Regions from separate parts of the Homo sapiens genome. Here region 2 is linked to region 1. A link is an interaction called in ENCODE POLR2A ChIA-PET data of the cell type or tissue named here. Cell type or tissue: Caco-2. All regions are shown on one strand. Links, peaks and the distances in the headings refer to the core of each region. The heading gives the core; the rest is flanking DNA.

Evidence for each region. ChIA-PET counts read pairs that join two places held together with the same protein. Peaks named below come from ENCODE experiments on the same cell type or tissue, not always from the same donor. Only the 100,000 strongest peaks of a DNase experiment are listed, where the experiment ranks them.
Region 2: POLR2A ChIA-PET joins it to region 1 with 10 read pairs; 2 of 35 experiments call an interaction of 5 or more read pairs at or near these places.

What each region holds. Positions count from the first base shown.
Region 1 is chr20:34,582,015-34,584,916 of GRCh38, forward strand. The region is part of intron 9 of PIGU (phosphatidylinositol glycan anchor biosynthesis class U); the gene reads right to left. Among named protein-coding and RNA genes, the nearest start is that of MAP1LC3A, 25 kb to the left of the region's middle. RefSeq lists enhancers at 1,181-1,682, 1,683-2,182. In Caco-2, for the core only: no CTCF peak of the experiment used is centred there; a DNase peak (open chromatin) is centred at 1,097.
Region 2 is chr20:34,289,843-34,292,744 of GRCh38, forward strand. It overlaps AHCY (adenosylhomocysteinase), which reads right to left. Exons shown (of 10, transcript NM_000687.4): 4 at 2,516-2,665; 5 at 1,577-1,689; 6 at 889-1,096; 7 at 709-796; 8 at 490-607. Among named protein-coding and RNA genes, the nearest start is that of AHCY, 12 kb to the right of the region's middle. In Caco-2, for the core only: no CTCF peak of the experiment used is centred there; no DNase peak of the experiment used is centred there.

The DNA.
Region 1 (2,902 bases), core at 93-2,592:
GGCTTAAATGACTGCTTGGCAGGATAATTAGGCAGCCTCCCTTGCCAGAGGCCCCTCTGACAATTGGACGCAAGGCAGGAAGTGCCTCCTTGCTGATGCCTTTTTTCTCTAACAACATGGTCAGCAGGGTCTACAGACCCATAGTGCGATGAACTTCTTTCCAGGAAGAGAACTGTGAACTGCACAGAGCTTTTCAGTTCTTAAGGGCTGGGACTATTCTTGTTAACTTAAACTAATAGCAGTTTCAATTATTATTTTAACCTAATAATAAGTGATAGCAATGGGTATCCTCTCCTGAACTCCCTCTGTGTAAAGTCCTTTTCCTGCATCCTCTCACGTGATCCTCACCACATCTCAACCACCCCTCAAGGCAGGCAATCCTGGGCCAGGCGCAGTGGCTCACATCTGTAATCCTAGCACTTCGGGAGGCTGAGGCAGGAGGATGGCTTGAGCCCAGGAGTTTGAGACCAGCCTAGGCAACATAGTGAAATCTCATCTCTACAAAAAATTTAAAAATTAGCCGGGTGTGGTGGCATATGGCTGTAATCTCAGCTATTCAGGAGGCTGAGGTGGGAGGGTTGCTGGTGCCAGGAGGTTGAGGCTGCAGTGAGCCATGATCAACCACTGCACTCCAGCCTGGATGACACAGTGTGAGACCTTGTCTCAAAAAGAAAAAAAAAAAGTAGGCAATCCTCTCACCTGTACTTCACAGATGAGGAAACAGATTCAGAGAAGTGCACTGACTGAGTAGGTTAGTAAGCGATGGAGTTGTCTCCAGAGCTCTTAATCACGCCCAATACCATTCTCCTGAGTGCTGATCACACTTCCAAGCTCTGGTCAGGAGAGAGTTGGGGGACAGAGCTCAATCTCGGTGCCCCTCCGAGAGCTGACCAAGTGCTAAAGGGAAGCCAACAGGGAGAGGCTGGATCTATACCCTCCTCAGCTACATTTCAACCACATGCACATGGCCTACTTCTGCACAGTACCTAGATGCCTAGCCCATGAAGGTTTTCTTCAGAGATTAATGACCTTTTTGTCTTGCAGGTCAAAGGTCAGGGTGACTCAATGGGTATGAATCTGAGATGTGCAGACAAACATGTCCACACCCAGAATGCTCCAGTGCTGCTGTGCAGCAAGTGCCTCAGAAACGCAGCTTGGCAAAGGCGTGCAGCCCTGTAGCCTCTAAGAAGCGTCCAGCTATAGCTCAGTGTGAACATCTTCCTAAACACAATCCACATCACTGGCTTCAGGCTTTTCAGGTAGCTGGTAACAACGGCAACATTTCTATGAAAAGGCTGGTGAAAATGCGGTGACAAAAAAACAGACTACAGCCTCCTGCAGCACTGCACAGGGACTGGGGTGGCCTGAAGGGCCCTGTTCCTACAAAGCTGGCACTGGAAACAAATCTTGCAGGGGGCAGGAGAGCTTAGGTAGAGCTTCATACCCAGGCAGAAGAGAAGACAGCAGGGAGAGCAGGTCTCTTCATATTTTCTGTCCCCACAACTGTGTGGGCCTGGCTTAGGTCATAAAATGGTGACATTATTGCCTAGCCAGGAGCAATGTGTGGCTTTGCATGCAGACAATAAAAGCTGCCGGAGAGCTGGCTGCACGGCCAGTGCGGAAAGGTGCCCTGGGATCCCTGCTCCTCTTCACCCCATGGCTGGGCCTAACCGGAACAAGGACAGGGAAGGTGGACCACAGACAGCTGGAGAGCTCAGCTGGGCAAGGCTGCCAGAGTTCCGGAGCCTGCCAGGCCATGGAAGGAGGGTGTTCTGTCAGAAGCCAGGCCAAGGCTGTGTCATGGGAAGGAAGCATCAGCTTTTGAGATTTTACAGAATGGGAACCACGTGCATTGGTGCACAGACCATGGAGAATGGCAGGAAGGTTAGGACAGAGAACTTGAGCTCTTGAAACCTAAATCAAACTCTTTCAGGTTCCCCAGACCATCTAGGCGTATCTGTACCTGTCTGTGTCTGTTTTCCCTTATCTGAAGCTAGGATAATAGAACCATTTCCGGAGGCTACTAAAAGCAATCTCTCCGGAGCTTGGCATGGTGCAGGGGGATAAGCATAGATTCTGGAGCCAGACAAACCTGAGTCTAAATCCCAGCTCCACTGCTTACTAGCTGTGTGACTGGGAAAATCATCCCACCTCTCTGAGCATCGATTTCCTCAACTATAAAATGGGAGTGATAAGAATCTAACGCCTACCTCCAGGAGTTGCTAGGTTAGGTATGATTATGTTTCAGAGGGTCTAGAAAGGCACCTGGAATGGAGCAGGCCTAACATCTATCAGCTCTCTTAGACTGCAGAAGAGGACTCCACACATCCTTTGGAGGGAAACAGATCAGGAGATTAAACAGTTGCAGGTGGCCAGCCTCCCAACTAAACCATCCAGAGTCCCTGTGGAGGACCTGTCACTGGGCTGTTGATGGAGACATTCCACCAGATACACTTTTTCCAAACACACTCCCCTCCACAACTCCTGTTCTTTTTTTTTTTTTTTTTTTTTTTTGAGACATGCACTTCCGCCTGTCATCCAGGCAGAAGTGCAGTGGCACAAGCAGCTCGCTGAAGCCTCAAACTCCCGGGCTCAAGTCATCCTCCTGCCTCAGCCTCCCAAGCAGCTGGGACTACAGGGGCACACCACCACACCTGGCTAATTTTTGTTGTTGTTGTTGTTGTTTTTGTTGAGATGGAGTCTTGCTCTGTCGCCCAGGCTGGAGTGCAGTGGCACAATGTTGGCTCACTGTGACCTCTGCCTCCTGGGTTCAAGCAATTCTCCTGTCTGAGCTTCCAGAGTAGCTGGGACTATAGGCACCCGCCACTATACCTGGCAAATTTTTGTATTTTTAGTAGAGACAGGGTTTCACCATATTGGTCAGGCTGATCTCCAACTCCTG
Region 2 (2,902 bases), core at 158-2,657, 290 kb before region 1:
ACTCCTGGCCTCAGGTGATCCGCCCATCTCGGCCTTCCAAAGTGCTGGGATTACAGGTGTGAGCCACCATGCCCGGCCAAAGCTGTGTCCTTTGTTACTCTGCCTCCATCCTGACCCCACATGCCGTCCATCCACCCCAGCACTCCCTAAGCTGAGGCTGCCATCATCCCCTGCAGGGATTCTACGAGCCTCCTCTAAAAGCCTCTCTCCCCACCACCCGCCATTGTTGCTTTTATTCTGCACACAGTAGCTAGAGTGATCTTTCTAAAACTACAGCCTCACCACATACAGCTCACCTGCCTGATACCTTCAGGGATGCCGGCTGCCCACAGGATAAGGTTGCCACGTCTGGCTGGCTCTGATGCTAGGCCCTCTTCTCCCCATCCCCCTGCACAGGTTGCCACCATCTCCTCAGCTCTCCTCCCTGGCAGCCAGCACTCCTCTGCACTCCCATCTGCCCAGCCCACTGGCAAGGCGGGAGCTTCTCACCTGCGGCTTGATGTTCACCTTCTCCACGGCGTTCTCGTTGAGCCACTTGACATCGATCTCCACGTCAAAGTGTCCAATGTTACACACAATGGCATCATCCTTCATCTGCTCAAAGTGCCTGTCAGGCAGCCCAAGACCGTGGGAGATTGTCAGGGACAGAAAGCTGTCCCAACTCTGCCCTCCTCCCTCACTCCCCGGGACCCCCCATCTGGCACCTACCGGCCAAGGATGATGTCAATACAGCCTGTGGTGGTGACAAAGATGTTGCCCTCCTGACAGGCCTCATCCATGGTGGTCACCTCATAGCCTGTGCAGAGACAGTGGCTGTGGGTCATCTACGGTGGCCTTGCCCCTCCCTCTGGCCCCAGTGGCTGACAACCAACCCTTGCCCTATCCTACCCTCCATGGCAGCCTGCAGTGCGTTGATGGGGTCAATCTCGGTGATGATGACGCGGGCTCCGAAACCCCGCAGGGCCTGGGCACAGCCCTTGCCCACATCACCATAGCCTGCTACCACCGCTACCTTGCCGGCAATCATCACATCTGTGGCCCGCTTGATGCCATCTATGAGGGACTCCCGGCAGCCATAGAGGTTGTCAAACTTGCTCTGAAAGGAAAGGGGGTAAGGAGACAATAGGGGCAGGCAAGGCCCTGGGGCCAGGACAACTTGGCCTCAGAGTATTCTGAAGAGCCCAGGCATCATGGGCCCACCAAGCATCCCGGCCTGGGCTGAACCCCTCCAGCACCCAATGCCCCCACAAGCCCTTCACCCCGATCGGCTCAAAGAGCTTCTCTCTAATCTTTCTCTGCCAGTGTGGAGCCTTCCTAGGCATCAGTTACTAGGAGAGATTGCCCGGTCAAAGACCTTGCTTAACTTGAAAGCTCTTCTTCCCAAAGCCATAAAGCTCCTAACACCCAGCTCTGACACCCCTTTTAAACGCACTCATTAGCCTGTCTATAACCGCTTTTGCCCCCTCAAATGAGGGCTTCATGTCCCTAATCTCAGCCTTCCTGGGCACTCTTCTTCAGAGGCCTCGTCCTGAGCTGCAGCCACTGTAGCGGGAGCTGTCACTGCCCCTCGGCTCACCTTGGTGACGGAGTCATTGACATTGATGGCAGGCACCTTGAGGATCCCATTGGCCATCATCTTGTAGAGGTTGTGGACCCCAGTCGTGGTCTCCTCAGAGATGCCTCGGATGCCTAAACAAGAGGGGACAGGACAAGCCTCAGAGATGCCACACCTGTGCTCATGCAAATTCCTCATCTTTACCCCCTAAAGCCATTCCTCTTTCTGGGTTCCCATCTCTGTGACTGATCCCACAGGCCCCCCAATCACCCAGACCCGCGTGAGGGAGGAGTCCCCAACGCCCTCCTACAGGGAAGCCACCACCAGGCCTAGTGACTCTGCCTCCGAACAACTCCCAGCTTCTCTATTCTCACTGCCGCTGCTCTAGTCCGTGACCCTGTCGCTTCTTCCCAGTCTCCCTACCACAACCCATCCTCCATGCAGCAGCCATTTCTAACATGTATCTTCTCAGAGAAATCTTCTCAACGCCCTCCAGTTATTTCCCCTTGCTCTGCAAATCAGGTCAAACACTTTTCTATTGGCCTATTAGGCCCTGACACATCTGGTCTTCACGAAGTTCACACCATACCCGCAGTGAAGGCTCCCTTTGCTCACTGCTATCCTGTGGGCCTCTTTTCTGTTTCCTGAACACTCCAGCCATTCCTGCCTCAGGGCCTCTGCACTCTGCGTACCTGCTTTGAACAAAGCTGGCTCCCTCCCAGCTATTCCCAACCATGGCCCTGTCTGTGCCTGCCCTTGGGCCATCAGCTCAGCTGCCCTAGCCTCGCACCCTCAGAAGTCAGGAGGCCCCAGCATGAATGCCAGAGCCTGCCATCCTCCCATCTTCCAGATCCTGCTGCTTGAGGTGATGGGAGTCCTGCCAGGCCTGCGGCCATCATGTGGGCAAACAGGCCCCACCCAGGCCACCAGCACCCAGCCCACCTGCCCCGCCCTGCTCACCTGGCAGAAGCTGCGGGTACTTGGTGTGGATGAGGTTGGTGAGGTCGCCCCCGTCGTCCAGAATCATGTTGAGGGGCCCGTCCTTGAAGTACAGGGTCTGCTCAATGCACCACAGGTACTCCTCGTCCGTTTCGCCCTTCCAGGCATACACTGGAGGGTGAGTGGCACATCAGGGCCTGGACTTCCCAACTGGTACCTGCTCCAGGGAACAACTCTGGCAGAGCCAAAACTACCTCCTTCCCAACTCCCATCCCCAGCCACCTCCGGCCCCTCTGAAAACTCAGCAGTGGTCAGGACACAACTTGGAGCCAGATAGATCTGAGTTCAAACCCTGGCTCTGCCACTTGCCAGCTGTGTGACCTTGGGCAAATCACTTCACCTCTCTGA